2 separate regions of the Mus musculus genome follow, and region 2 is linked to region 1. The links are chromatin loops, found by intact Hi-C in ENCODE. Cell type or tissue: heart. All regions are shown on one strand. Each heading gives the region's core, and the rest is flanking DNA. Links, peaks and the distances in the headings are about the cores only.

Region 1 (10,761 bases), core at 882-8,881:
TGTTCTAAGTCCTTATCAATTGGTTCCAACCATAACGTCCTTTGTGTTGTGTTTTCTCTTAGGTTTGGTTTTAGCTGCTTGCTTCCTGAGAGGACACATCTTTATTTTATTCTATATGTGATATAGAATATGCATATACATATGTGCATATATATATGTATATATATATGTATGTATGTATATATATATATATATGTATATATATGAATGAATGCAAGCCTGGGCCATTTAGTTCCCTCAGCCTTATTCTGCCTGGCAGCTGCAGTGTCTGACCATTCCCCTGATCTGATTGTGGTGAAGCTGGGTTACAGCAGCGCTAACTGGATTGAATTAATCCGAATTTGACTCTCGAGTTCTTCCGTTAGAAAAAAAGTAAGTCATATTGAGACCATGTTTGTAGTTTCAGTTAGTTTGGTGTGCTTTTGAATTTAGCTCTGTCAGGTGAAAGAATCTTTTTATCATGAGGCTGCTAGGCTGTTTACCAACATTTTCTTCATTTTTGCTGTATCAACAAACTTTGGGAGAGGGAAGTTTCAGAGCAGAAGAATATCTGGCTTGTGCTGGAAATGGGTGCCAGGGCTCAGTGGAGTTCCCTGCATCTCTAATGTCACTGTATCTGTGACAGATGTGCTTATGGTTAGATTAGATTCTATCCCTGAGGTGTAGAGGTGTCATCATGATTTATTTTTGCCTATTATTTCTTACTGGCCCCACAGAAAAGTATTTTAGTCAGAAGGTGCTATACAGGTTACAAGGGGGGATAAGGCAGTAATTGTCTTACCTCACTGGCTCCTGCATGTTACAAGAATGACCCGCTTGCAAAATCTGCTCCCTGGTACAACAGTGATGATGGTGTTGGTATAGCAATCACTTTCTGACTGCCCATGGGGCCTGCTCCCCAGGAGGGACTTTATGCCTGGTATTGTACACCTGGTCAAAAGCCCATGAGTGGGGCCATTGTAGACCCTAGGGATAACCCCATTATTAGTTTGGCTAAACTGAATTCTATAGCGTTAGGTTTATACCTATAGGTTTGTGCCAGTCTCAGGCCTGACAAACAGAAGCTTCTTTTTTGCTATGGGTTAATTAAGAGTCTAAACCTAGTCATAGTGCTGGCAACAAATGGATGAATGCTCTGGTGGGTCATCTCTATCAACTTCCTGAAATCCAAGGCCCAGAGACTTCATGGAAGACAGCAAGGGAAGAATGTAAGAGTTGGCAGATGGGGAGAGCAGTGGAATGCTGGTCTCTGGACATGGCAGACACAGTTACAACATGGCCGTAATACATGCACGTTCACGGCGCAAGACCTGCACCATGTCAAGTCAATCAAAATCCCAGCATGAATGGATCCTCCCTTATTGGTAGTTGATGGGTACTGAGACAGGAGGTGGGGAGGGGAAGGAGAAGAGGGGGGACAAGAGAGGGGGAGGGGGAGGAGGAGGGGGAGGGGGAGAGGGAGAGGGGGAGGGGGAGAGGGAGAGGGAGAGGGAGAGGGGAGTTGTTTTCCTTTAGGGATGAAGACACTGGTAGGCTGCTCATACTCCAGTGGATAGCTACACACTCATGCTCATATGGGCAGAACTAATTGGACTGGGGCATCATTAATAACCCAAACAAAAGTTAAAAAGAGGACTTGAAGTTGGGAGGAGGATGGGGCAGGGAGGATTAGGGGAGGAGGTAGAGTATGATCAATATTCTCTGTATAAATGTATGAAACTTACAAAGAATAAAAAATATGTTATTTAAAGAAAAGTGGGGCTTTGATTTTTTTCCCCTAGGTTTTTCTCACAATCACCACAGGATCAGGCATTTTTTCATATCCTAATTGGAAGTGAGAGACGCAGGTGGGATCCTCTAGCGCTGGGCTTTGCTGAGTCTTCTCACGCGGCCTGCGTTTTATGCTTTTTGACGGGAGCTCACATTAACCCTGGATGCTCTCTGAGGCTTCGGCTGAAAAGGTTCCTTCTTTTCGGAGTCTTCTGTGAGTTCTCTGGGGCACTAGGTGAGATCACTACCAACCAATTTTTGCTTTAGGGATTTCAGGTTTCATAAGCCATTTAAGTTTATCTCCAAGTATCTGCGAGGACAGACAAATGGTTGAAGATTCTCATGGGAGACTTCATCCTCTCTCCCCAGTACATTCAAAATCAAGGGTGGCAGAGACAACAGTGCACAGTGTGTCTATGTGGGTGCCATAGCTGTCTCCCCTAAAGGCTCCTGAGCCTAAGGGTCTGACCTCTGTCTCCAGATGTGTAGCCATTTCAAAGCCAAGCACTGGCTTTAGAGACCCATGGGGGTGGGGAGGTGCCCTCGGGACAATGGCAGAAGCGGTGTTCATCTTTATGGCATGCGGGTTTGTGGCTGCTCTGAGATCTGCTTCCATCCCTCCAACCGTCTTGTTGTTGAATCTAAAAGGGGGTTTTAGTGTTTTATCCAGTGTTTTTAGGCACCACACTGAGGCGCTGGGTCAGTGCTGCTAACCCACTGTGTTTTCTGGAAGGAGCATCTATTACTTCTTTTGATATTTTGAGGTAAGTCCTGTAGGCTCAGGAACTGCTAAGTCATACACAGAGAGCTGTGAATCTCTGCTTTTAGCCCAGTATGTGTTACCATAGCCCAGAAGCAGTTTCACTGGCTGGTCACCTTACTTTATCTTTTACGTTCTTCAGGAACCCATGCTGGCCCCTCCAACACCAAGATCCCTTCCCAGTGTAACCTTACTGGGCTGTACTCTGGGGAGGTTCAGACCAGTACAGAGGAGAGGAGCCATGGTTTTGGAACTTGATATTGAGGCTTCTGAGTATGGAACTAAACAGCAACAATCCTTTCTGCCCTATCCATTCCAGCTGGGAATTGCCAGCCAGGGGCAGCTTCTGCCATCCTCCTATCACCCACAGCCATTAGTTTTTCTCCTTTGGGTGATCTCCCCACCTGGCCAAAGGTCCCATGGGAGCCAGGTGGTATTGAATTGGTGGTAGAGAACAGGGTCATTTTGTGACCCTGTTGTCAAGATCTCATCAGCACCCTCCTGAATGACCTAAAAGACGTCCTTGCTCCTCTCCAGAGACAGGGACACTCCCGGCCGGGCCTGGCAGGAAGTGTAGCTAGTCATTTCACCACATACAACCCCAGTAGTGACACTGTTTCTTGTGTCGCAAGGCTCGCCCTGACACAGATCTTGATTTGCCCCGTTGCTCTGTTGCAGCAAGAGGGAAGACTGGGAAGACCAATGTGGCCGGCTTGGGCGTGGCCTCGGGAATTGTCCTGAATACTAGGAAGTCTTGTTCTTCATTTTCTCTCAACTCTGTGACTGTGATGGCTTCAGCTTGTGCCTTTTAGCCTCCAATCCTTACCCCTCTACTCATCTAAGCAGGCAATGTACAAGGCAAGTTCCCCTCGTTATTCTCCTGGTATATACACTTCAGTGGCTCCCTAGTGCCTCAGGACAAGCCAGAAACTTTTCTTTCTAATTCCAGCCCACCCTGTCCTGGTCTTTTCCTTACACCAGCCATGCAAAGCACCATTCCATCCTTTCACTGGGTCTTACTCTCTCAAAAACTTGGAGACCAAGTTTCATTTCTCTGGGGCAGGTTCTCTCTCTCTGTGTCTCTCTGTATCTGTGTCTGTTTGTCTTTCTCTCTGTCTCTCTATATGTGTCTCTCTGTGTCTGTCTGTCTGTCTGTCTGTCTGACTGTCTGTCTGTCTCCAGCCTAGGCTGACCTTGCGGGTCCTCAGTCCCCAGCATCAGGTCTACAGATAAGTACTCAATGCCTAAGTTCCAGTATTTCCTGTCAGTTGCTTACAGGGTTTAGTTCAGGAGTCCCTTGTTTTGGCTCAGCTCAGCTCTGGGGCTCCCATAACCATTTTCATGAGCATTGCTGAGTATTCACACAGAACTATGTAAGTGTGGGCCACCACCATGGCACCAGGTGTTGGAATTCAGAGTGTGTGATGCCGTAGTTGCTATCCTTATGCCTTACAGAATAGAAAGGAGAGGCACAGAAAGGCAGAGCCATTTGCTCAGAGTCACACAATTAAAAAAATGGCAGCCTCGAGTCCAGTCCAGGCAGCCAGGTACCGGAGAGTCTAAGTACCATGCAACAGCAGCGCTGACTTCTGGAAGCCAGGCTTCTTGAGACAAAACTGAGATTCCAGTGTTAGATTCTGGGTGCCAAAAACTCAAGGAAGGAATGAGTTGGGGGCCTTGGGGAGAAGACATTGGGAAAGGTAATGCTGAGGTCTTGGGATATCCTGGCTACACAAGGGCCCTGGAGGCGAGCTTCAGCCCCTTGCTTCAATCACCCTGTGACCTTGGGCAGGAAGCCACGCTGAAGCATAGTGAGGGAGACTCCCGAAACCCCTGGGGTGGAAAACAAGTGTAGCTAAATGTCAGAGTTTAGAGCCCCAGCCAGGCCTGTGTCCTGTTCTGGAGCAAAGCTCGGCTAGAGGCTTCACCAGAGCAAAACAATTCTTTGAGATTGGCGCATGGGACCCCACACCCACACGCCCTTCAGGGCGCAGGGGATGCTGCATGGGTGTCCTGGTGGCCAGGTCAGGGTGAGGCAGCCTGGGCTGTGTGGGGCAGCAGGCAGCTGGGCCACCCGGACACCTCTGACAGGCAATTTCCAATTTCCTATGGAATGAAAGTGTCAAAGTGAGTGTCCGTCACTGTCTGCTGCCTCCCTGGGAGGGGAGGGTGACTGCAGCAGGCTTAGCCCTGGGCCTTTCCCAAACAAACAGCATCTAAGAGAGCCGCTGTGGGCAGTATGATTTGGGAGCCCCGGTTCCTACCTGCTTGGGTGACCCTGGGAAGGCCTGTCTTTCTGGGCCTTTTTCTCCCTTTGTGGAAGGGGGTTTGAGGGAGGGAATATTGAGGCCCTTTCCAGCTCCGGGATGCTCCATTCTGTAATGAAGCTGGGTGTGGGAAAAGATGAAGTCTAAGGGGAGAGGGGGAAGGGGCTGGAACCTTTCTGGGTTGGAACAGCTAAAGGAACCTCTGTTCAGCCCCAGCCCCAAGCTCCCAGATCCAGCAGCCGAACTGGGATCCACCCAAAATCAGCGCGGGGAAGCCAAAAGCATGAGTAAGGAGGGGCCGGGGCCAAGCATGTCACTGCACAAACAGCCAGCCCCCTCTGGGGTCCCATTGGCCCTGTCGGGGGAGGAGAAGGCTGTTGGGGCCCCCTCAGCCACTACCTCAAGCTCACTGGCTTGGCCCAGAGATTCAGGGTGGAGGCCTGACTGTGGACGTGGCCGGGGAGTCCTCAGGAAGAGCTGGGGGAGCCCAGGAGGCCCCCGTAAGGCCAGGCTCTGAGGGCTGGACTTCCATGTGACACAGCCCAGGGTTTTCTGGGATGGTCCCCGTGCTGGATCGCCTAGAAGCTCCTGATTTTCTGGCCTTGACCATTCTTCAAACTTGCAGAACCCTAGCAGTCTTCCGGGCCTGCTCTGTGCATCTTCACAGGCATTCCCAACACACTTGTGGGTTTATTTCTGTCAGGTTCCTGGCTCCAGGATAGCCCCATTGCCCAGTTTCTCTAGCTGGTGTTCTGGAATTGATCCCAGAATCTCTCCCTCACTAAACCCTTCCAAGAGCTTCCCTTGTCCTGTCTGCTGCCAGTGCTGTTGGTCTGTTCTCTTGTAACATGTGACTCGCCGTTTGAACCTCAATCGTTTACAGTCTGCCTAATCATCGTCCAGTTTTCCTACGACTGCCTTCAATTTTTTTCCTTACTCTAATAACAAAAACAAAGCAGTGGTCATAACCCACGTTCTGCATTCCCGTTCCCATGTCTCCTGCAATCCCAGGAAGCCAATTTCCTGCATTCTGTGTTTGCTGCTCCAGCGCGTTAGTTAGCATTTTCATCACAGTGACAAAAATACCCGACATAAACAACTTGGTGGAGGAAATATTTCTTTGGGCTCACAATCCATCCTGGTGTGGAGGGTGTGCTGGATGGAGCTCTGGAACGGAGTATCCCAGGATGCCTCTGCCAGGAAGCAAAGAGGAGAGGATGCCTGTGCTCCGGGACTGGTACCCACAGCCTCTGTGGCATGATGCTACCCACTTTCAGGGTGATGCTCCCCTCAGAAAGTTCTCTTAGGAATCATTCTCAGACACATCAGGTGTGTACTGTACTGGTCCAAGTGCTTTTCTTTCCGGTCAGACAAAAATTAATCATCACTCCTCCTTGACTACATACAGGGACTCCTAGAACCCACTTTTCAGTGCTATCAAAGGCAATCTTTTGCATGTAGTTTTCGGGGAATGGGCTTCTTCACATTTATGGTTGTGCCAAGCAGATTAGGTGTTGCGTATTGTTTGTTACATTTTTAAGATTTTGTTTTTATGTTTTTGAGATTTTTAAAATTTTATGGCTATCTTGTATGCATGTCTGTACTGCAGTGCATCCTTGGTACCTGTGACGGCCAGAAGGGCGAGATCACTTGGAAATGGAGTTACAGACAGTTGTGAGCTGCTGCGTGTACACTGGGAATTGAACCTGGATCTTCCGAAAGAGCAACCGGGGCCCTTAACCACTGAACCATCCTTTTGCCCCACAAGCAGGTTGTATGATGCACAGAAGAGATGTATAGATCTCTTCCATGCTGGCTTTATAATGCTTTGAAGTTCCCTCCATCCAGAGGCAGTCTTTCTCCCTGTCTGGTAAGTCTTTGCATGTACGCTGCTTTGTTCTGACTAAGATAACATGGCTGAGGTGATGGTGGTACCTTTTGAGTTTAGGCCTTGTTATGGTTTGCATGTGACTCCCCCCACTTAATCCTCAAATTCCTATGTTAGTTGTATTTGGAGGCAGCAGGGACTCTGGGAGTGATTGAGTGGATGAAGAAGTCATGTGGTCCCCCATAAAGGTATTAGAAGCTTCCAGAACCAGCACTTCTGTTCTTCCACCATGCTGCACGATGCAGCAGGAAGACCCTCCTCACGTCCTTGTGTCATGCCCTTGAACTACAAGTCACTGAAAGTGTGTCCTGAACAGGCCTCTATTCTTCTCAAGTCATGGCAGCAGAAAATGGACCAAGCCAGACCTTAAGAGGGTCTGTGATCTTCTTTATTCTCCTGGGAACTCCCAGAGCATGAGATAAGTTGCTAGGTGATGGGAAATGTGGCCCCACTTGCCACATTGTTACAGCCAACAGCCAATTGTTTTTCAGAAGGGTCAACAAAAGTAACTGAACATCTGTGGTGAGTGAGAATAAGGATTCTAAAGAAATAAGCACTGGCTGGGCAGTGGTGGCACACACCTTTAATCCCAGCACTTGGGAGGCAGAGGCAGGTGGATTTCTGAGTTCGAGGCTAGCCTGGTCTACAGAGTGAGTTCCAGGACAGTCAGGGCTACACAGAGAAACCCTGTCTGGAAAAAAGAAAAGAAATAAAAAGAAAGAAAGACACTGCATTGCAACAGCACTCTATCATATACTGGTAGGTGACTCCAGACTTGATTACTCTCTGCTTTCACATCATTTCAACAATCAACCTCACAGGCCATGAAAGTACAGATATGTAGACCCTGGGGATGCTTCTCAATTGTGTATACACCATAGTTTATGTTATATACACTCTTGGTATATATCATAGATTACATGATGTGGATCCTTGTTGTATGTATATATCACAGAGCATGCTATATTCTCATAGTTTTTACTTGTTGAGTGTTTGCTTACTCCATAGTTTATAGTGTGTATTACTGTGCTATGCATGGCTCCAAGGACTGACCCAACTGGGGCACTGAAGGGATGGAAGTCTGGGTTCTTAGATGGAGAAGCTGCAGCAGCCTGGAAGCTCAGTGCATTTATTATTTACAGTTGGACAGAGAGGTGGGTGTATTGTATACAGCTGAGCAAGAATGTGTGATTATTACATACGGAAAAACAAGAAGGCAGGTTTAGCTAGTCTCTGTAGGAGCAGGCTCTGTAGGGGAGTTGTCTTCATGCCATATATATCTGGAGGTCAAGGTAGAAAGAAGACCACAGTGGTTAATTTCTGCACACACTATCACTATCCATGCTTGGACCAGAGGAAGGTCTTGCCATCTTTCTGAGCCCTTCCTAGAGAAGGCTTTGTAATTCTGATGAGGCATTGGTGTCCTTGGAATGGCTGTGCCCACATCAATACCATACATTTACTCAGGACTCTGCTTGCTCCCTACAATCATGGTAAATGTATTCTGTAGTTTGTGCATGTGTGTACATACATGCATACACATGGACCATGTTGCATAGAAAAAATAGCAAAATGGTTCTTTTTGAGCCTTTTTTCTTGGCGGAAGCAGAGGGAAAGCTACAAGCGTTTCCCACTGTGGTGGTTTGAATGAGAACGGTGCACTGGAGGTTCATGTAATGGAACAGTTGGTTTCCAGCTGATGTAGCTGTGGACTGTGGAACCTTTAGAAGGAGGAACCTTGCTGAAGGAAGTACATCACTGGGGGAGCGGGTTGTAGCCTGGCCCTACTTTCTATTCTTTCTCTCTGCTTCCTGTGTGCAGATGAAATGTGATTGTCTATCTTCTTCTGCCCCCATGCCATGCCTTTTCCACCAGTGTGGACTCTGTCCCTTTAGAACACTGCTTCTCAACCTTCCTAACATTGTCACCCTTTAATACATTTCTTCATGTTGTGGTGACCTCCAACCATAACATTATTTTTGTTGCTACTTAAAAACTAATTTTGCAACTGTTATGAACTATAATGTAAATATCTGTATTTTCTGATGATCTTAGGTGACCCCTGTGAAAGGGTCATTCTAAGCCCCAAGGAGTCACGACCCACAGGTTGAGAATTGCTCGTCTAGAACCTTAGGCTAAAAGAAACCCTTCCTTTCTTACATTGCTTTTGGTCATGGCATCTTATCACAGCAACAGAAAAGTAACTAAGACACACGTGTATTGTCTCATTTTTACCATTGTCGAAATCTCATGAAATGTGTGATGTTGGCCCCATGTAAAAGATAGGAAAAATCAAAGCTCCCAGGGAGGAATAAAGATCCCATATCTAGTAAATAGAAAAAAAGTGTCTTCAAAGAAAGGTCTTGGTGTTGATCAATTACACACAATTATTGAAAATACTGGATAGGCTACTTATAAAGCAAAGAGAGGTTTACTTCAGCCTCTGGTGCCAGAGGCTCAAACCTGTTATTGAGAGCCCCTTGCTTTTATGCAGCGTGCCATGGCAGGAGTATATGTTTAAAGACGGGGCAGGAACAGAGGGATTTAGTGGGCTTCCACATTTCCTCTGAGGGCAACACCCATGATGGGCTAAATGTATCCTCCCACAGGCCCTATGACATAAAGGTTTCACCATCTCCCAACATCACCACCCCAGGGACCAAACCTTTATATCTGGGCTTCTGGGAACAGCCCTCCAAGCCGCAACAATCTGTGTGTCTATGTGACCCACCCCCAGATCTTGGACACTATATCCCCAAGCCTCCCAAGGTAGGTCTGCCTTCAGACTGCTGAGCACACATTTTTCTGCCACCTGTAATTCTGACTAGGGGCACGCAGGACTGCTACTTCTATGCCTCTCGAGGCCACTGTCATCTCAAGCCACATCCCTGTTAGATAGACCTGGTCTGGGCTTTCCTGGGTGTGTGTTTAGGCTTCAGTTTACTCTATCAAGGGGCTTCCTGCTATATTCTGTGCTGTTGCTTTCTGACCAGGGAAAGGCAAAGGCAGAGGTCAGGAGAGGCCCTGATGTTGGCTTACTCTCTGCAAGGGTTGATTTCCAGCCAACCAGAGAGATACTCAATTGTCTTCTCAGCACATGCATGGGCCATGTGGTTCCCCTGACACAGCAGCTGAGAGAACCACTCTGCTGTGGAAACCCTGCCCCAAGAATGGAAGCTGTGGCTGGCTTTTGGAATGCTCTCTCTTTTGCAGAGAAAGAGAGAGAGAGAGAGAAAAAGAGAGAGAGAGAGAGAGAGAGAGAGAGAGAGAGAGAGAGAGAGAGAGAGAGAGAGGAAAGAAAGAAAGAAAGAAAGAAAGAAAGAAAGAAAGAAAGAAAGAGAGAGAGAAAGAGAGAAAGAAAGAAAGAGGCCTTGTGTTGAGTCACATTTCCCAAGGGCCTATCCTGAATTACAGCTTCAGTGGGTGACGTGGATCAGTTCTTCAAATGTCCTCAGATTGTCCACCACGACCTCTTCTGCAGCTGCAGGCTTCCCATTCCAAGGCCCCAACTCAACAGGTCTGATCGAAGGCCTTGGATGCTAACTCTGCATTGAGTTGCCCTGGCTAGGATAGCCTTTGGGGGCCCAGGGGAAAGATTTGTTTGGTGGGGACCTAAGCTCTTGCAGCTGATGTCCCTCCCTGCTTCTAGGAGAACAGAAAGGGTCAGCAAGTCACAAGGGCCTTTCTCACTGGCCCAGGGGCCTCTTGGAGAGCATCTCCCAGCACTTCAGGGAAGTGGCTTTAAACTCCAGGGACTTGGGCCAGAGCGACCTCCATGGAGATTTGTGCACACACCCCTGACCCTCTGGTGATCGAGGCATGGAGGCGGAGGGGGAAAAGCTTGCTCATCCAGGCGTTGGAACACCCCACGCACTTTCTTCCAGGCAAGCCCGAGTCACTTTCCAAGTATTTCGCTTTCCATTTCTTCCCCCAGATCTGGTTAACAGGGTGTTCCGGCCCTCTTCCCCTTGTTGACCCCTCTGCCCAGGCCCACCTCTGTGAGATTTCAGCAAGTCCACAGCTCTCAGAAGCCAGTCCAAAGCTGTACTCAACCCAAGGAAGGCACAGATGCTGGT
Region 2 (10,761 bases), core at 860-8,859, 85 kb before region 1:
GTGACCTTCTGCTTTGCCTTGGCACAGGCCCAGAGTCAACAAGACCGGGACTGAGGACTAGACTCTCTTAGCGTGGGCTGAAACACGGCTTTCATACTTTAAAATGGGCAGCAACAATAACAGCAAAACAGCTTTTGTTGCATGTAGACCAAACAAGCAAACAACCCTTGATAAAAAGCCAGTATTTGTTCTACATGTCAGAAGGGCAGTTTTCGTTATTTGCTTTGACAAAACAAAACCTTAGTTTCTTCTCATGCGCTCAGTAAATGGGCCATGAATTAGCGTTTGGTCACCTAGTCTTGGCTTCTTAGAAACTAGGTGTTTGGTGACAGACCACAACCTACTGAAGTAAATGCTCAGATTGTCCCAATGTCGAGTCGACACACTCTCCTGGCTGACTAAGCTGTTTTGAGTTCAGTTTTCTGGTTAACAAAGATGTTGCATCACACACTATGTTTGACAGTCCTTCTGCCTGCTCAGAGAGTTCTTGGGGTGGACTTGGTCTTCCAATCATCTAAAAATTTCACTAACTTCTTCCCTCCCTTACTGATAAGAGCTCCCTCTGTGTCTCATATCCACTACTTCATTTAAATCCATCAACAGCCCAGAGACATGCTTAGATTGTTTCCATTTTACACAAGAGAGAACAGAGACTCAGAGACATGCCAGAGACCACAGAGCAAGTGAGTTTGAATCCTGTTCTCTAATTACAGACTCTCCTGTCCTCTCCCTTCCCTTCCATCTTTTCCCTCCCTCCCTCTCTCCTTCCCTCCCCTTCCTTTTCTTTCCTTTCTTAGGTCTGGAGACTTGAACTCAGGGCTTTGTGTATGCTAGGCAAGCACTCTACCACTGAACCATATACTCAGCCTTAAGACTTTTATGTTCATTCAGTTTTATAAGAACTTGTTGAATGCATACAGTGTGTTAAATGCAGCTTGCTAAACTCCAGTGAAAACATCAGTGAATTCAGCAGGGTCTCCTCCATCCACCAGGGACTTGAGGACACAGACAGTGGCAGTGTGATGACGCAGAAATATCTGTGATAAAGTAGGTGTTGGGAATTGCCTCTTTATTCTGAGCTTGAATAACAGGGCCAGAAGCCATCACTTTCGTCCCATGAGCTTCACTGCTCAAGGTTCAGGCTTGAGTATAGGGGGAGCAGGCGAGAAATGGCATAATAGAAAGTGTGTAATGGGGACAAGGTAACCCCAGGAGGAAGTGGGGACGCTGCTGGAATGGAGAATGATGCTAGGTGGTCACAGGGTGACTGTGAAATACAGTGAAATACAGGCAAGAGAAGTGTGCAATTTCAGGGCCAAGCTAAAAATGCCCATTTAGTGCTCTGTGACACCTCCCTCCTGCTTGTTAGCTCACATCGGGTAGAAAACTTCATAGAAGACTCTAGGGAGGCCTAGATCTCAGAGTGGGTGCATAGAACACAAGCCCCAGTCAGGGCACTGGGCCTTCAGGGGCAGCCCTGTGTGACTGCAGGATACCTGAGAGCAGGATCCTGGACGGTGCTGAGGGAATGAATGATAGAGTTCATGACTGTGCACCAGTGTGCAATGAAGCTGCCATATTAAGAGTCATGGTGGGGTGTGGCTCTGCATGACCCCTGGAGGGGCAGCAGTGGCAGCAAGGAGAGAGAGAAAGGGAGAGAGATAGAGATAGAGATAGATAGATAGATAGAGAGAGAGAGAGAGAGAGAGAGATGCAGCAGCTGGAATGGGGGTCTCCTCCTACCTGCCTGTCTTCTGGCTCCTGCTCCCTCGGCTTCCTACCCATGCTGTGATCAGAGGACCCTCCTGGCCCTGCCCTGAGCTTTCTTGGCTGGAGGCCTTCAAAAGCTGTTTCTCTTGGATAGAGCATCCCCTCCCCAAATCCCTATAAAAGGGTCAAAGTATTTTCTTTGACTCAACAAAGCAGTGAAAGGCCAGAGATGTCTGGAGAGCTGAATTTGCACTTCCCTGGCTTGCTCACGAGCTCTGAAGCCTCTAGGCAATCTTTTAGGGCCTTCCCTGCATTATTGAATCAGCAAGCACAAGAGACAGGAGGGTTAAGACTGGGTTGTGAGGGTGGCCTAATCAGCCATCAATGGTGGGAGAGGCCCTTGGTCTTGCGAAGATCATATGCCCCAGTACAGGGCCAGGAAGTGGGAGTGGGTGGGTTGGGGAACAGGGTGGGGGGAGGGTATAGGGGGCTTTGGGGATGGCATTTGAAATGTAAATGAAGAAAATATCTTAAAAAAAAAGACTGGGTTGTGGAGGCAGTGGAAGACCCAGTCTCGATGTTGGGTGTCTAGGCATCTGTCCTTTTCTAGGTTGCCTCTCTCTCTTTCACTTTAATTCCCTCAGTGACAGCACAGGGGCAGCTTGACAGTGGGTCTTAGGAACCCCGAGTCTTTCTGCAGGAAAGCTACACTGTGGCTCTGTGCATTCTCTGCTGAATAAGGTCATATTCAGACAGGAAAATGGCAGAGTAGAGAGGAGGGGCTGCCCCAGTGCTCAGGCTGGTCAGGGACTGTGAGTCCAGGTGAGTGAGCAGAGCCAGCAGACAGATCTCTACCTGTGGAGACATGTGTACGCCACCCGAGTACAGTCTAATGTCAGCAGCTCGTTATTGTAGCCATCTACGTGAGTGCCAGGTGGGCAGCATCATTGCTATCTTACAGATGGGGAAACTGAGGCCAGACAGGCGACGGAGGCAGTGGCGGTGCCTGCACTTGTATCCAACATTTCTCAACACTCCAAAGAGCTTGGAGTCCTCTGAGTTTGGAGGGGGTTTGAGGTGGGAGGTGGGACTCAAGTTTGGGAAAGCATCAGACTGATAGGCAGCCAGGATGGTGCCAGGCAGGGCCAGTACTCGCCTGAACCTGCTGTCTTCAGATGGACAGCAGGTGAGTTCTGTCTGCACTTGTGGTGGGTCTGAAACCTCTTTGGCCAGCCATTTCTTCTAGAAGCCTAAATAACCACATTCTCGGTGTTCTGTGTACACAGCTGATCTCACCTCACATCCTCCTGGTGGGCGGGGCTGGCTCCTTGGGAAAGGGGGTTCCGTTTTAGACAGTCTACCCCTCCGCCCTCTTTTGCACTCATTAGCCTTGGCCAGCCCCCCTGGGCCCAGCTCGAGAACAGCCGCTTACCCTTCTGCCAAGCACGGAGTGGGAAGGGAAGGGCTGGACAGCCCAGCCAGGAGTCCCGGCCAGGGAAAGATCAGCTGAGATGACTGTGGCTCGTAAGAGGCCAGGACCAAAGCATGGGGACTTAGGGCTAGGAGAGGCAGAGGGGTGGCTGGAAGGTCAGGGGTGAGCAGAGGCTCTCAGTCCAGCTCAGTCTGGGTGCATGAGCCCTGCTTTCACAGCTGTAGCTGGAGGGGCATGGGATAGAAAGTGGCCCCGCCCCTTTCTTCTTAAAGGGACCAGCTAGACCTCTGAAAGAAGCGGTCCTGGCTTAGTGGAGCTGTCTGAACTGAGGACTTCCTCACTAGTGAGTTATCCTGCCAGGAAGACACAAGTCCAAGCCTCCTGCCTGCTACCAGTTTAGTATTCAGCAGGCTTCCCCCTAGTTGTGAAAACAATGGAGTTGGGCCCCTAGCTGCTTTGTCTGGAGTGTCTAGTCTTAAGTCTGTCCCAGAGTGGTTGCTTCAGAGGTAGCTGGTGAGCAGACTTGCCCAGGACTCCCAGGTTCCAAGAGGAACCCTTCTCAGACTCTCTTTTTGGTTTGCCAGGCCAGGATCTGTTCAGTTCCAACAGGTCCTGGTAGGGGCAGGAGTGTCTCATTCAGTGTGTTCTGGGGCCTTGCCACCTCACTCAGACTCACATTCCTACATATAATGACATCTGTATGCTATTCACATGTCATTAGTTGACAGTGTAGTTTAGTTAATGGGACCGTGAAGCTGTCAGTGATGGGGCATACCGAGAGCCCAGCAGTGGGTGTGGTCAGAGCAACTAAACATTGGCTGGTCTCAAAGGGTTCAACCAATGGCAGCGGTTTTTGTTTTCTTCCATAAATGCTTTCTGCAGAGGACAATACCTGTCACTTCAGGAAACTGTGCAGCTGAGATGTAAATGACAGTGAGTTCACGGCAGAGCTGGGGTTTGAGACTGCTTTCTTCCTGTCACCGTGCATGGCTTTAAGATACATTTAGCCCCAGTACACAGTCTGGGGAGACACTCTAGGTTGGTGGTTGCTGCTAGCTGGGGTACAAGATGGATGTCTGGGTCTAGAGGATGACAGACTCTCCTTCCTCATCACAGTTGTCTGGTTCTCAGAGGAACCTCACAGGACAGCCATGGACAGTTGTGCTGGGTAGAAATGGCGCAAGAGCTTGAAGCCTCTTCCTTTTCAGTGTCAGCTTCATCGTCATCTGTATTCTGGGTGATCCCACAAAAACATGTCGAGTATCCTGTGAGCTTCACCCTGCTAGAAGGTTTCTAGGACACATGGCACTAGAAGGGGGCCTGTCCAGGGAAGGTCTGTCTCTGCAGCCTCCAGTCTGTGGCCTCAGCCCACAGCTGCGCCTGGCCTCCTGCTCTGCCACCCCCTCCCATGAGTCCTTAGGGATTTCTCTGTTCCAAATTGACCCTTCTTTGCTGAGGAAGTTTCTATTCCTCACCCCTAGGTACACCCACTCTGCTGGCGCAGGGTGCTTCTCTGTGGTGGTGTATGTGTGTGCACGGGTAGGGGTGGGGGTGTCTCTCGGATTCCAACTACACAGGATGCTAAGCACAGGCTGTGCCCCATACACAAAGCCCCCGTGAGTCAGCCTGGACTGGATCAGCTGTCCTTCCCAGAGCCCCGCAGTCCTCCTGGCTGTTGCTGCCTGCAAATTCCCGGCGAATGGTACTCTAGAGACCTGCCGGGCCCAGGCTGCGTCATTCCCACCCTCCTTGAGCCCAGGGACCAGCCAGGCAAGGCTCCAGCCCTGGGAACTCCGCCTGCTGCCTTTTCTCCTTCTTCGAAACTCTACTCTGTGATTCAAGGAAACATCCCGGCTTCTGTCGCCTGCTAGGCTAAGCTGACCTTGCACTGGAGGGCAGAAAGCATAGCATGGCTCTAGAGTCCAAGTGCTTCCGATGTTCTGGGAGTTGATGGATCGAGTCCTATGACTCCTGTGGACCTTGGTCTGTACAACTCAAGCAGAACAGGAGGGTGGAGAGGGTGAGGGTCTACTAGAGAAAAGGAGAGTAAGTACTGCCTTTGGAGCCTTCATGACTTCCTCCCTAGTTAACATGGTTTGTTCCTTCGTGAAGAGTTCTCTAGAGTTTCCAGTGGTCCAGACTCAAACTTTGTACTGTCTCTCTATGTACACAGATCACCACTCCTGGATTCCGTTGTTGTGGCCCTGGATCGGAACTCAGCTCTCGCCCTCGGAAAGCCCTTCTGGAAGAGTTAATCTACTGTGGTCCCTTTTCGACCCTCCCCCCCAAGGCAGAAAGCTTCTGCACCACCACTGGGAGGGGCTCTACCACTAGAGGGCGCACATCCCCAACCTGACTAAAATAACAAAGCAGCTTACCCCAGGTGCATGCAAGAACAGCCTTTATTGCGTACTTTTATGCTCTGTGCGCTGAACTAATTCCTTCCATACCTCTGGGACATCATAGTACTGTGTCCCCTCTCAACACTGAGCTCCAGAGGAGCAGCAATGACTCACCAAGGCCACCGAGTTTCCAGTGACGACGACGATGGGACCATGATCAGCCAAGATAGCTGAAAGCCCAGGCTTGGATGGTTTGGAGGACAGATGTTTATATTCCTATAATCTCTATCATTTTCTCTGTCAAGTGTCCCAACTAAGATCTCCACTTTCCCTCTGAGCAGTGCACTATCCCAGAGGAGCTTCCACGATTGCGTGGCACCGAGTCTGGCTTGGGGAGTTGATGTGGGACAAAGGTCCTAATTCTCAGGAGCTTCTCCTTTGACAGGAGCGCCTTGCTCCTTCACAGAGGTCCATTCTCTGGATTTTCTAGCTTCTCCCATGAGCTGGGGATGATTATCTGGAGCTGCCGTGTCTCCGACTCCCTGCAGTAAGAGGATGTCATTGGGTGGTCCCAGTTGATGCTGCATACAAGCATTCAGTAGGACCAATGCTGAGCAAGTTCACACCAATGTCTTCAAAGGATCCCGAGAAGTGCATGTTTGTGCTTTTAAATAGAAGTGTAGAGAGGATGAGCGGGTGTCTCCCAGGGTGCCCAAGTCAGTGGTGCTAAGTCCGAGCTTAGCCGGACCCTGCTCAAACAGGTGTTTCCTCATGAAGCCTCTGGTGCAGACTGAGATTGATCCCACCACACATTTAGTATTTACGTCTGCTTGTAGGTCTTATGTTGTCTTTGTCTTGCTTTGTTCAGTGGACATCATGAAGCCTGGTGTGATCAGAGGCTTAAAAAGTGTTCTGTTGGAATCTTTCTTGGGACTACAATAAAGGAGTTTTAGTTATTCCGTTAGAGGAGAGGAAGGAAAAGAAAAGAAGAAAGCCCTTAGAGGAAACAGCAGGTGTATGAGTTTCTGCTGCTGCTTTGTGGGGTCCAGCCTCAGCAGACACCGCAGGAGAAGGACCGCCAAGCAGAGCCTAGCCTTGGGGCCCTTCTAGGACACTGGACATCTGAACGAGGCCTCTCAGGGACTGTCAGTAAGCTGCTGTTTGGTTGGTGCTCAGGCCGATTTTTAGCTCCTTTCTCTGGGAAGAAGGAAACCAAGTTTCTGTGAGCTTGGCACAGTTCCCTACAATTCTGTCTTGAGCAGAAAGGAAGGACAAGAGGGATGGGTGGAAGGGGAAAGGGAGAAGAAAGGAGGGAAGGGGAGAGAGGAGAGAGAGAGAGAGAGAGAGAGAGAGGGAGAGGGAGAGGGAGAGGGAGAGGGAGAGGGAGAGGGAGAGGGAGAGGGAGAGGGAGAGGGAGAGGGAGAGGGAGAGGGAGAGAGAGAGAGAAGCTTATTCAGGCTTGTGTTCTGTTCAGTCCAATTCCTCTTCTATATTTTCTCTCCAGTCAGGATGCCATGTGATCAGTTACTAGGCTGCATGTGGCGCCCTGATCCTATTGAAGATAAATTCTAGTGTCAATTGCCTTCTGAAAATGTCGAATCAATTTATGTTCCCTGCAATAATATGTGAGAGAAAAGAGTGTATTTGCTCATACTCTAACAGCAGCCTTCCAAACATTTTCAGTGAGAGGCATGGAGTGAAGTGTCTTCTCTCCCTCTCCCCTCTCCCCTCTCCCCTCTCCCCTCTCCCCTCTCCCCTCTCCCCTCTCCCCTCTCCCCTCTCGTCTCTGTCTCTGTCTCTTTCTGAGACAGGGTTTTTATATAGCATTGGCTATCCTGGTACTTAATCTAGAAACCATGCTGGCTTTGAACTCTGATCTGCTTGCCTCTTGAATAAGAAAACCAAGTGTCCTTTGCTGAAGGGCTGGGATTAAAGGTGTGTGTCACTATCACCTGGCTACATTTTCTTGTTTAAATATGAAACTAAAAAATCTTTTATTTTTAAAATTGTGTGTGTGTGTGTGTGTGTGTGTGTGTGTGTGAGAGAGAGAGAGAGAGAGAGAGAGAGAGATACCAGAGGCATTAGACCCCTTGGATCCAGAGTTAGATAGTTGTGAGTCACCTGGTATGGATACAGGGATCTGAACTTGAATTCTCTGCAGTAGTAATATCCTTTCTTAACCATGGAACAATTTCTCTAGCCTTCAAATGTAGCATCTTATGGTGATCAATGCAGTGGGGCTTCTTGTGCACTTAAATTCCATGTCGTGTCATGGCTCCACATAGAACCATGGCCTTGGAGCTGCATCTCTTTTAACCCCCACTGAGAGCTCAGCAAAGCTTCTAAGGCATTCACAAGCGAGTGAGCGAGTGAGAGAATGAATGAGCGAGTGAGAGAATGAATGAATGACCCTGCTGGCCACTGCTGCTCTGAGAGACAGTAGAGAAACACCCCGCATCTGACTTCATAACTGATTTCATGCAAGTTCAAAGCGTCTCTAAAATATTCAAGTTTCTCTAAAATTCCAAAATTTCTATAAAATTTCAAAGTCTCTTAATTGTGGAATCCCATAAAATAAAAGTTAAATACTTTCTTACTCCAAGAGGGAAGAACTAGGGCACAGAAAGAACCAACAATCAGACCAAAGCAAAACCAAAATTCTACGTACTAAAAGCTCAATGCTAGCAGTCTAAGAGCCACTCTCCTGCCTCCAGGCTCTGAAGGGCACTGATGGTTACACTTCTCTTGCTTTGCCATCCAGAGCCCACACAACTTGTCTCATAGTCCCGGCCGCACAGCTGTTGCTTTCCTTGGTTATCATTCCACAGATTGGCATCTGTAAAATGCTGGAGTCTCTACTGCAACTGGACTGCACCTTCAGCAGTATCCTCTCTTGGGTTCTCTTCAGGGAATTTGGCAGGTGGTGCTAAGCTCCAGCTTCTCTCCATGGCCCTTAAATTCTGGGGCTTCTACTGAAAAAGAGGCTACATCTTCACCATAGCCTCTCCTGACCTCTTTTTTTTAGCCACTGCAGCCCTGTCACACAGTGTCAACTCTTAAGTGAGCTCCTTGACTCCTTCATGCCTTTAAAACCAATACTATGTGGATGACTCTTACACATTACCAAGTATGGGTGCCAGCATGCAATGCAGCCTTGGTCCCCTCTGGACCATATTTTCTGTGTGTTGACCCTGGGGAAACACTTCCCAGAGGGTTTCTCCTCAATGATGCTGGTCTCTTCTTAATTATCAATTGTTCCAGCAATGCAAAATTCACTTTATGTCCATTGCTATTTTGGCTACACATGTGTCTGTGTGAAGGTACCAGACCCTGTTGTCATTTGCTCTGCTGGTATTTATTGTAATGCTAAATCTTGTACCAGAAGGTCTAGGCCTACAAGAGATTTTTTCACGTTTATCGGCTTTTGTTGTGCAAACCTTGTTCCTTGATTTAAAACTATAGGTTAAGTAAAAATGGCTACAATCAATTACTGGAGGGATTAGAGGTAGGTGTTTTTTTTCAGTTACCTGATTGGAGGTGGAGAAGCGAGGAGGAGAAGAATAATGAGGAGGAGGGGGGAGAAGACACCATGAGAGGAAAGATATGAGCCCATGGCTAGGAGAAACAGCAAGCATCTGGGTACACCACGGGGAGGTGGCCAGGCCAGCAGATAGAAAAGTAGATTAGGGGTTACCCCTAGTAATTGTCGAAGTCAAATACAATAACCACAGTCTTAGACTCATTTATTTTTAAGCTAGTTGGGGATAAGATTAAATTAATTCTACTACAATACCCCCTGGAACTGGAGTTACAAACAGTTGTGAGCCGCCATGTGGGTGCTGGGACCTGAACTTGGGTCCTTTGGAAAAGTAGCCAATGCTCTTAACTGCTGAGCCATCTCTTCAGGCCCCCATAATTTCACTTTAGTGTTTCTATTCCCTTGTTAATCACCGTTGATTCACTGGTCTCAGGTGTCCAGAACCATGATCTTTAGTTCAAAATATCAAATGGCCTTAATAGAGTCTTTAAGAGACTTTCAGGCTTTCTTCTGAAACATCCCAAGACAGGACTCCATGGTCTGCATTACTCTCAAAATTCTTGTCTTCCAACCTATCTTAGAAGAATCCACTGAGCTCTGAGCACTCAATGGCTTTTCTAGTCTAAAGTTCAAATGCTACCACAATCCTCCTAAAACACAGGTTAAGTCTATCATGGCAATACCCCACTCCTGGTACCAACAGAATTCTGTCTTAGTGTTTCTATTGCTGTGATAAAATACCATAACCAAAAACAATTTGGGGAGGAAAGGATTATTTCATCTTACAAGTCTCAGGTCACACCATATCACTGAGGGAAGTCAGGGCAGGAACTCAAAGTCGGAACCTGGAGGCAGGAGAGGAATCAGAAGCTGTAGAGCAGCAGTTCTCAGCCTATGTGTCACAATCCCTTTGGCAAACCTCTATCTCCAAAAGTATTTACAATATGATTCATAACAGTAGCAGAACTATAGTTATGAAATAGCAACAAAAATAGTTTGGGGTCACCACAACGTGAGGAACTATATATATATATATATATATATATATATATATATATATATAATTTGAAGTGTTTTTATTTAGGCATTCAATATGAATAAAGAAATATTGACATCTGACTACTAAGTTTAAAACAGGGTACAATGCTAGATTGTGCTCCCCCACAACACTGCTGCCAACTCTTTGCAATCTTATACATACTTCAAGGCAGAGATTCTACATTTCCCCAAATCCCTTGAAGAGCTTCAAATATGCCAATAAAAGAGCACCTGCAAGGTTTGGGAGACAAGAGAGCCCCCGTCCTATTCTCCAGTGAGGAACTATATTAAAGGGTGGTAGCATAGGAGGGTGGAAAAGTACTGACGCAGAGGAATGCAGTTAACTGGATTGCTTCTCATGCTTGCTTAGCCTGCTTTCTTATGGCACATAGGACCACCTACCTGCCCAGGTGTGACACCACCCACAATGGACTGGGCCCTCCTACATCAATCACTAATTAAGAAAATCCCTCACTGGCTTATAGGACAATCTTAGGGAGTACATGTGTTCACTCTCTTAAGATAATTGTCACCTGTGTAAAATTGACAAAACACCCCAGCAGGACAGGTGACACCACTCACCATTGGATAAATGCAAATGAAAACTACAATGAGCTAGCACTTTAGACCCATAGGATGGCCACTATTGATAAAACAGGCTGAAATTAAAATGTAAGAAGCTAAGTGTTCCTCAGGGTGTG

The links. Peaks named below come from ENCODE experiments on the same cell type or tissue, not always from the same donor. Only the 100,000 strongest peaks of a DNase experiment are listed, where the experiment ranks them.
Region 2: a loop joins it to region 1, with 2.0 times the contacts of the local background. A loop is called at or near these places in 5 of 42 quality-filtered maps.

What each region holds. Positions count from the first base shown.
Region 1 is chr11:33,007,796-33,018,556 of GRCm38, reverse strand. No RefSeq gene overlaps it. Among named protein-coding and RNA genes, the nearest start is that of Gm12111, 87 kb to the right of the region's middle. In heart, for the core only: no CTCF peak of the experiment used is centred there; DNase peaks (open chromatin) are centred at 4,546, 4,736 and 5,136; H3K27me3 peaks cover 629 bases.
Region 2 is chr11:33,092,753-33,103,513 of GRCm38, reverse strand. No RefSeq gene overlaps it. Among named protein-coding and RNA genes, the nearest start is that of Fgf18, 49 kb to the left of the region's middle. In heart, for the core only: a CTCF peak has its summit at 5,475 (motif pointing right); DNase peaks (open chromatin) are centred at 3,173 and 4,823; H3K4me3 peaks cover 485 bases; H3K27ac peaks cover 324 bases; H3K27me3 peaks cover 2,077 bases.